Linked DNA regions of Homo sapiens: region 2 is linked to region 1. A link is a loop called in an ENCODE intact Hi-C map of the cell type or tissue named here. Cell type or tissue: dorsolateral prefrontal cortex. All regions are shown on one strand. Each heading gives the region's core, and the rest is flanking DNA. Links, peaks and the distances in the headings are about the cores only. Region 1 overlaps PLPP3 (phospholipid phosphatase 3). Region 2 has its middle 60 kb from the start of LINC01767.

Region 1 (2,500 bases), core at 1-2,500:
GGATATATGGCTGTGTATGTGTAGTTGTCATCTTAGGAACTAAAATTACCATGTATCTTTTAGACTCATGTGCTGGATGCCAAGAAATATTAAAGAATATAAGACACAAATACAAATCCTGAATAATGAGTTGATCTATAAATGCACTAAAAAATCAAGTTGTAAGTATGTGAAAATTAAACCTCAAATATTACAAAAGGGTGAGGAAAAGGGATCCCCATTTATTGTTAGGTGCTTCACATGATATCTCACTTAACCTTTTTAATAACAGAATAAGGGAAATGTTTCAAACCTGGTTTTGCAGCTCAGAGAGGGTAAATGATTTGCCCAAGTTCTTACAGCTGATATGTATCGGGGCTGGAATTTGGACTCAAGCTTGACTAAATAATGACGATTGCTGACATTTATTGAGTGCTAGCTAGGTACCTCTCACCAGGTTAAGCAGCGTGTATACATTCTCTTATTTAATCCTCCCAATGAGCCTATAAAGTACTTGTTACTATTGTCTCCATTTTACAGAACGGAGGTAAGAGAGGTTAAAAATAACTTACCAAAGGTGGTGCAGTGAGTGAGTTTGAGAGGTGGGGTCAGACGTCTGCCTGGTGAGGTCATTCTTAACTACTAGGCCCTACTGCCTATATTCTCCACGTGTTTCTGAATCCCATGCTTTTCTCCACTACTCCATGCTGGCTTTCGCATTGGCAACCCCTGAAGCGTCGTCCAAAATGAGTTGGACTAGTGGTTCTCTGGACCTGTGAAGGTCTGTTAGGTCAATCATGGGGCATCCTCTGCTATTTTCAGTACTTCAGAAATATCTAGGCATACTGAACTTTCACCAGTGATTAACTTGTCAAGCCTAACTCACAGCATCAGCCTCTGCCTAGACTAGTCAAAGTATCAGCATGCTGTGTTTGTGATGTGAATGACTGCTGTCAGTTCACTCTGGTCTTGTTTATTTCTGCTAATGATGAGATGAGACACTTTTTGTGCTTGGATTAGCAAAAATAAACGATGTGAAATATAGTTTACTTGGTAAGTACAGATGTCTTCTAGATGTGTCATAGAGGGGCAAGAATTAACTATGAGGGATTTTTGTTGCTGAAAAGGCTGGACACCCTAGAATGGACCATCAGCTCTAAATTTTGAGGTAAGGAAGACCACTGGGTCCTGGATCCTATAGAAGGCTTTCTAAAGAAAGGAGGGGCTTTAGGCCAGGCGCAGTGGCTCACACCTGTAATCCCAGCACTTTGGGAGGCTGAGGCGGGCAGATCACCTGAGGTCAGGAGTTCGAGACCAACCTGGCCAACATGGTGAAACCCTGTCTCTAATAAAAATACAAAAATTAGCCGGGTGCGGTTGCGGGTGCCTGTAATCCCAGCTACTCGGGAGGCTGAGGCAGGAGAATCGCTTGAGCCTGGGAGGCAGAGGTTGCAGTGAGCCGAGACTGTGCCACTGCACTCCAGTCTGGGCAACAGAGGGAGACTCTGTATCATTTAAAAAAAAAAAAGAAGGGACTTTAGGCCTTTTATCATTCACATCAGGCAGTGGTAATGGGTCACTCTGTTTGTGACCCTTTTTGTACCTTAGGCTCGAGCTACTGTCCTTGTGGTTTGGTGTAACCTTTAAGTCACATTGAAAGATTTTGAGCTTCTCTGGTTAGTGGCTGCGGATGCAGCTCCTTCATTAAATGCAGTACATGGAACTTCTACCAGTAGCCTCTTCCCCACAAATGACCCACATTGTTGTAAAGTTAGCAACCACTGACAGGAAGTGGCAGAATGCGTCTCAGCCACACAGCAGATTTCATTAGACACTCTCCCAAAGTAGCTGTTTGGGTCAATTTGGCCTCAGTAGGTTTATAGAGAAGAATGGCTTAATCCATTATTTCTCATTGTTACATTTGTCTTGCTGTCATCTTAGCCTTAATGGATGTTTTCATTAGAAGCACAGTGTCTTCCTTGGAAGCAAGTGCACACACATATGATCAGAGAGAGGAACTTCCAGCAAGCTGAGATTTTAAAAATATTTCCAAAGTTGTTACCAACTTACTGGAGAATCTTTTGTTTATTGGGTTTGTCATTTAAATCTGTCTGGAGAGTAGCAGCTCCAGTGACACCGCAGGAGGGATTTTGGGCTGCACTCACCTTTGTGACTGATTGCTTTGAAAGGTCAGCTCTATAGATGTTATATGAAAGCAGAATTCCTAGGGACTGGCTGGGAAATTAAAATATACTTCTTGAGTCAAAGCATTCAAAATACAGGGCTTTCAATTCGAGGGGAATAATAAGCTGTCTTGATTTTAGGTTTAATTTTCCTAAGGCTATTAATGGAGTTGAGGGACCTTTACTTATGATTTTGCCATAAATTTGTTGTTGCAGCTGTGCTTGCCCTAGCTGTGAAATCCAAGGATTTATTATTAATTAATAATCCCTTTTACTGAACAATTCTACCAAATGATAACGTTTGCATCTGAGAGTTTGAATTTATATATTCTTTCTTG
Region 2 (7,073 bases), core at 2,145-4,644, 210 kb after region 1:
ACAAGACCTTCTCCTGTGCTGTGACATCATCTTTTATCCATTTATAGGGGTGAAAATGGTTTACCAGTGGTCCTGGGAATTTATAAAAAAACACCTCAACTTCTTCATACATTTAAGAATATTAACGGCCCCAGGAAATGACTTGGGTGCTGAGGTCATTTCCTAGATGGGCTTGCAAATTTCATTTGTCGTCAATTTCAAGGCAAGTAAAAAGAAACTGGAAACTGGATGTGAATAGTTCTGGGAAGTGAGGGGGACATGGACACCATGCATACCACCCAGGGTCCAAGGAGGAACTTTTGAAACATGACATCATAGGCCTGGGACCAGGTCAGGCTTCAGTGATAAGGCACTTGAATGTGGAATATGAAAAGAGAAAATCTCTCCCAAGTGAAGTGGAGACCAGCTGCTATGATGTGTGGTCGTGTAATAGATTCACATTCATTTAAATATTTTTTAATACACACTTTCTACCAGACAATTCTGAGGACACAGAGATCAATACAATCTCTGTCCTCAGGAAACTCACTCTTGTGAGACACCAGCATACAAGCATGTAATCACCAAACATGTTCTAAGTGTGATGAGAGAGGGAAGCAGAGGTGCTGAGGAAGCTCAAAGGAGAAGCTGGATCAAATCTGCCAGCATGAATAGTGACTGCCAGTGTGGAAGAGGGGGCTTTGCTCATGATATCCCACACATTTGCCAGGGTGATTTTTTAAAACTGCAAATGTGGCCATGTTGTTTCCTTCTTACAATGCCTTTTTTAAATGATAATTTCTATGCACTAAATATTTGTGTCTCCCCATAATTTATATTGAAGCCATAATCCCTAATAAGATGGTATTTGGAGGTGGAGCCCATGGGAGGTGTGTAGGATGAGGCCAAGAGGGTGGATCCCCTGTGATGGGATTAGTGTCCTTGTAAGAAAAGACGCCACAGAGCTTGCACTCACTCTCTCTCTCACTCTCTCTGTCTTTGTCTCTGACTCCTCACCATGTGAGGACACAGTGAGAGGGTGGCTGTCTATAAAGCAAGAAGTCCCGCACCAGAACCCAACCATGTAGGCACTCCCTCTCAAACTTCCAGGCTCAGAACTGTGGGAATTAAATTTCCGTGGTTTGAAGTCTATGGTATTTGTTATAGCAGCCCAAGCTGACTAAGACAATCATTTAAAGTAATCATTGCTATCTCGAGTTGTCCCCTGACTTCCGGATTGAACCAACATAAATCTTACATGTATTGATTGATGTATTATGCCTCCCTAAAATGTATAAAAGCAAGCTATACCCCGACCACCTTGAGCACGTGTTGTCAGGACCTTCTGAGGCTGTGTCACGGGCTCGTCCTTAACAATGGCAAAATAAACTTTCTAAATTGACTGAGACCTGTTTCAGATATTTAGAGTTCACAAGGTGTATCAGTTTTCCTTACAAACCATTCAACATTCTTCGTAGTGCACCTCTGGCCATTGCTCTCCTGTTTCCTTTTCTACCACTTCCCCACGTGAACCTTGCCCCACAGGCAGGTTCAACTGCTTGCGCTTTCCCTGAAGAAGACTGCATGCTTCGGCATCTGCTGTTCTGTCTGCTCTCATGGTGCCTTTCTGCACTTTGTCAGCTAGATCTGTTCCTAGTCATCCTCCAAGTCTCAGTGCACCGGAGTTTCCTCTGGGAAGCTTTTCCTGCTCTCCAGGACAGAATTCACAACCCCGTCCTCCGGGCCTTTGCTTATGCCACTCTAGTGTCCTGAAATGCTCTCTTTCTGGTTGTCATCAACTTATCTTTCAAAACCCATCTCCAGAATTATCCCAGGTATGAAGTTTTTGCTGACTCCTCTGAGAGAAGCAGCCATGCTTTCCTTGATGTTTCCACTCAATAGACTTCCCTTGTTCCACCTGTGACATGGAGCTCTGCGCTCCTTGAAGGCAGACGCTGTGATTCTGTCTCCACATCCTCAGCCCTTGGTACATGTTTGGGAAATGAATGGATGGATGCATTTATCACATCACATTGTAATTAGCCTGCCTGTGTAACCTTGTATACCACTGTATATCATGAGCCCCTGAGGGCAGGGATTTGTTCCTCTATTTATTCTATCTTTTCTTTTTCTGTGTTTTCTCTCTCTAGCACTGCTATCCACACAGACTAAGTAAAAGGCAATGTTTGTTAGACGGGTGAGTCAAGGCTCAGGCAACTCATCTGGCCGCATTTGTGTTATTTTTAAATCTTACACTAAATGAAGTGACACAATGAAGAGTCCATGCTGAATTCAAAAGAACACCTTACAAGAAGCCCTACGTTCTGACCTTTATATCTTTATATCCAGAATCTTTACTGTGACCTTGGCCAGTCACTCACTCACTTTGAATCTATTTTCTTGGAATGACTTATCAGCTAGACTAATAATATCTAACACACAGGGTGGTTTTGAAGATTAAACAAGACGGTATACACAAAATGCTTGGCACTTGAAGGTGCTCAATGTTCATTTCCTTTTACTTGGTTAATGTCATAATATGGCTTCAATTCGATTAGTTCCTTAAAAGCAAAATTCTGTAGGTCTTTGAGAATTATAGACACAGTCTAGGTTATGTCCCCCAGTCAGCTGAATGTTAAATGGTGCCCTTGAAACCTGACACTAGACTTTGCCAGGAAGATATTAACCTACTTCCAACTCATGCTATTTTGGGATTTGATGGCTTTGGAAAGAAGATAACAGCTGACTTTTATGCAGATAGAGGATAGCTGTGTTCTGAAAGAAAGTGCCAAAACCTCAACTAATGCCACTTGGAAAGAACTCAGCACACTCTGAAGTTGGGCATTCAAAGGCTATTATTTGTATGCCAACATAAGAGTATATTCAGGAAGTTGCAAAAAAAAAAAAAATCAAATCTAGTAGCAGTAGACTCCAAGGGAACTGGAAAATTCTTTTGCCCTGCTGCTCGTATGTGTTCAGCAGCCACGAAGATGGAAATAAGGGTATATTTGTTAGAATAGTCTATGTTATGTTGTAGTTACAAATAACTTCAAACTTCCAGTGACTTGAAACAGCAAACATTTTATTTTATTTATGCCACATGTTGCTTATGTGCAAGCAGGGTTCTGCTCCATGTTGTTTTCACTCAGGAGTTGAGGCTGACAGAGGCTCCACCAGATGTAAAGCCCTATTCATTGTGGCTGGGGGTATAGGCCATGGTGAAGCACACACTGAGTCTTACAACTTCTGCTTGGTAATGACATCTATCCTATTAACACAGGTTTCATTGCCCAAGCCAGTCCAGGATGATGTCTTGATTCCTCATTTTGATGATGGGGTAAAGATGGTACAATCCACCGAAAAAGATATGCTTCGTTTGAGACATGTTACATTTGCTCTGCCTGAAGACAAACAGGAGCAGATATCAAATAGGCAGTTGAATGCATGGATATGGAGCTCAGGTGAAAGATATAAGCTTGAGATAAACATTTGGTGGTCATCAGCTCAGAAGCGGTAGACGGAGCTAAGGGAGAGTGGATAGAGTAAAAAATCAATAAGAAAAGTATGACAGTGTCATGTACTGGTAAGGATGTCAATAATTGGAATATTTATGCAATGATGATGAAGTACAAATTGATACAACTATTTTGAAAAACAATCTTCAATTAACTATTAAAGATGTGCAAACGCTCTCACCCAGCAATACCAGTTCTGGATATATAGCCTAGAAAATTTCAAAGAAGATATAGAAGAGACGTTTATAGCAACAAAAAAAATTGGAAACAACCCAAATATTCATCAACAATAGAAAAGCTAAAGAAATGTGGAGTATTCATACAATGGAATAATCCAGCAACAAAAAATTGTAAGGCAGAGCTGCAGAAACAACATGTATGAACCTTACGAACATAATGTTAAGTGGAAAAATAAAGTTGCAGAAGAGAATATCCATGATGATTCTTTTCATATAAAGTTCAAAAGCTTGCAAAACTAAACACGTGGTAAAACTTATAAGTGAGGAACAGATAAGCACAAAAATCAGGATAGCAGTTGTCTCTGTTGGGAAAGGGTTGGGGATAGGATCCCAGCAGTACACAGGAGGTTTCAAAGATGAATGTAATATTCTATTTCTTCAAAAGGGTGGTAGGAACAGGGGTGCAAGTTGTACATGTTTCTTTTATATCCTACGTGTATTTCATAAATGTTATTTTGCTTCTACTTAATACTTGTTACTATTTTATTTTTTAAAGTAACAATCTAAAATGTAAAAACAAACAGATGAAAAACAAAATAAAGGAGGATTAAACTCTCAGGCATAATACATTTTAAATGGTAACCAGAGGACAAGGAACCTTTAAAGGGGACTCACCCAATGGCCAGAGAGACAGCCAGGATGGAAGAATGTCTTGGAAATTAGTAGAAAGGTAATCATCATGGCTATCATTGATGAAGCATCTTCTATGTGCTAGACACTTGGCTAAGCACATTATAAATATATTCCACTTAATCTTTCGACAATACTAAGACATAGATATTATTATGTTCTCTTAACATACAAGGAAAATAAGAAACAAGAAAGTAATTAGTCCAAGGTCTTATATCTGTATAAGTGGCAAACTTGGATTGGAACAATGTCTCTGACTAAAAGTCTGTACTCTTAACCACAATGTTATGTGCAAGGGAATGAGGATTTTGAGAAGGAGGAAGGAGTCAGAAGCATCAAATGTTGCAGAGAAACCAAAATAAAATGGAGCAGAAATGCTTCCACTGGATTTGAAAGTGAGGAGGTTATTGGTTTCTGTCCACAGGGTCAGCAGTGATCATGGAGTGGTGTTAATGAAATTCAAATTGTATTAGATCAAAGCATGAATTGGAAGTGAGAAAGTAAAAACAAATCACATAGAATATTCCTCGAAGGAGAAAAATAGCCCTAATATTCCTCAAAGGAGAAAAATAGCCCTAAGCAAAGGTCATCTTACATTGACGATACTAGAAATTTGGGTAGGAAGGAAACTTTTAAGTGGTTTGCAGAATCAGGGACCTGATTTGAGTCAGGAAAGCGAGGGACGGGAATATGTGAGCAAGAGGGCCAGAGAGTAAAAGACCAGGGTAGATAGAGTGTTTTCACTTTCAACCCTGATGAGGTAACAAGACATGAACTTAACCTGCTCATAAACAATAAACAACAGGATCAGTTAGGTGAAGGAATTGATTTCCAACATTGGACAATAGGTAGTGCAGGGCTATGATCCTTAAAAAGAAGTTAACAAATAAGGTGAGCCCTAAAGCGGCTCCAGCTTTCTGCCTGCAGGTAACTTCTAAACTGTGAACTTAGGGAGAACCTGAAAGGAGCCTGGAGACCCCACTTGAGGACCATATAAGAGATGAGGAAATTGAGATATTCAAAGTTTCTAAGGCAGAGCTATAGAAAGAATGGATCTAGGTAAAGAAAGATCCCCAGAAATCTGCATAGGGTCCCCCTTAAGTCTTTGCTGAGTAAAAAGTCACATTTGTATAGAGCGAGGTGACACAAAGCCAGGCAAAGAATGACCAGGAGTTGTAATCAGAACAATTCCCAGAGGTCACAGAAGGCAGAGGAACATTCAAGCTTCCACCAGTCAAATTGCAAGCCTTGGTGATCATATGGGACATTCAGTGAAAACCCCAGAGAAATCATACCATAGTCATAGGCTGAACAACCTCAGTAATAAAGCCTGTTCTGGAACTGCACCAGAAAATCTTACAAACAGGTCTCTAAGGAATCAAACTGATCCACAAATAATTTAACTACTCGTCAAAATAAAACACAACACTCTTTCAAGGAAAACAGAAAACTCCAGAACCTCATTGACATAATAGTCAAAATGTCTAGAATCTAGTAAAATATTTACAAGACATAACAAGACAGAAGAAAATGTGACTTTCAGCTGGTAGAAAAAAAAATCAAACAAATGAACACTAATCCATTAGTAGAAACAGACCCAGAAATAACAGAGACAATTATGAGCTATTAGAGAAGGACATTAAAATAGCTATTATAAGGGCCAGGCACGGTGGCTCATGCCTGTAATCTCAGCACTTTGGGAGGCTGAGGCCGGCGGATCACCTGAGGTCAGGAGTTCAAGACCAGCTTGGCCAACATGGCAAAACTCCCATTTCTACTGAAAATACAAAAAATTAGCCGGGTGTGGTGGCGGTCACCTGCGTTCCCAGCTACTTGGGAGGCTGAGGCATGAGAATTGCTTGAACCTGGGAGGCAGAGTTTCAGTGAGCCAAGATCGTACCACTGCACTCCAGCCTGGGTGACAAAATGAGACTTGGTCTCGAGAAAAAAAAAGCAATTATATCTATGTACAGGTATTAAAAGACAAACATGGAGTTAAGGAGAGAAAGAGAAGATATAAAATAGACCCAAATGAAATTTCTAAAAGTTAGAAAAAAAATCCCAATATCTAAAATGTTAATTTCAGTGAACATGATTAATAACAGATTAAATATTAGACAAAAAAGATGTCAACTTGAAACGAACTTGAAGACATAGCAATAGAATCTAAGTTGAAGCACAGAGAGAAAAATTCTCTGAGGAACAAAAACCAGAGTGTTAATAAATTGTGGAATATTATTAAGTAGGCTAATAAATGTGTAATTGTAGTACTGGAAAATAAAAGGTGGGGGGAGGGACAAAAAACGTGAAGAATAATGGTCAACATTTTCCAAATTTGATGACAACTCTAAATGTTTAAATTCAAGAAGATCAAAGAACCCCAGCGCACGAGCACACACACACACATACTCACACACACAATCACACCAAGGTGTATAATAATCAAATTGCTTAAAACCAGAGGTTAAAAAAATCTTCAAAGCACTGACATGAAAAGGATTCTATGTATATAGGAACAAAGATAAGAATGGCGGCATACTTCTTTTCGACACCAAAATATAGTGCTATGTATTTTTCAGTGTTAAACAACATTTTTTAAGTGCTGAAAGAGAAAAAGTAGTAAACCTAGAATTCTATGTTGAAAGTGAAAATATACTTCTTTTGTTTTTTTTTGAAAGAGTCTCACTCTGTCACCCAGGCTGGAGTGCTG

What was found. Peaks named below come from ENCODE experiments on the same cell type or tissue, not always from the same donor. Only the 100,000 strongest peaks of a DNase experiment are listed, where the experiment ranks them.
Region 2: it touches region 1 in a loop (2.8-fold over the local background); 4 of 110 quality-filtered maps call a loop at or near these places.

Annotation. Positions count from the first base shown.
Region 1 is chr1:56,564,430-56,566,929 of GRCh38, reverse strand. The region is part of intron 1 of PLPP3 (phospholipid phosphatase 3); the gene reads left to right. Among named protein-coding and RNA genes, the nearest start is that of PLPP3, 14 kb to the left of the region's middle. In dorsolateral prefrontal cortex, for the core only: a CTCF peak has its summit at 1,541; no DNase peak of the experiment used is centred there; H3K27ac peaks cover 2,500 bases.
Region 2 is chr1:56,351,243-56,358,315 of GRCh38, reverse strand. No RefSeq gene overlaps it. Among named protein-coding and RNA genes, the nearest start is that of LINC01767, 60 kb to the left of the region's middle. In dorsolateral prefrontal cortex, for the core only: no CTCF peak of the experiment used is centred there; no DNase peak of the experiment used is centred there.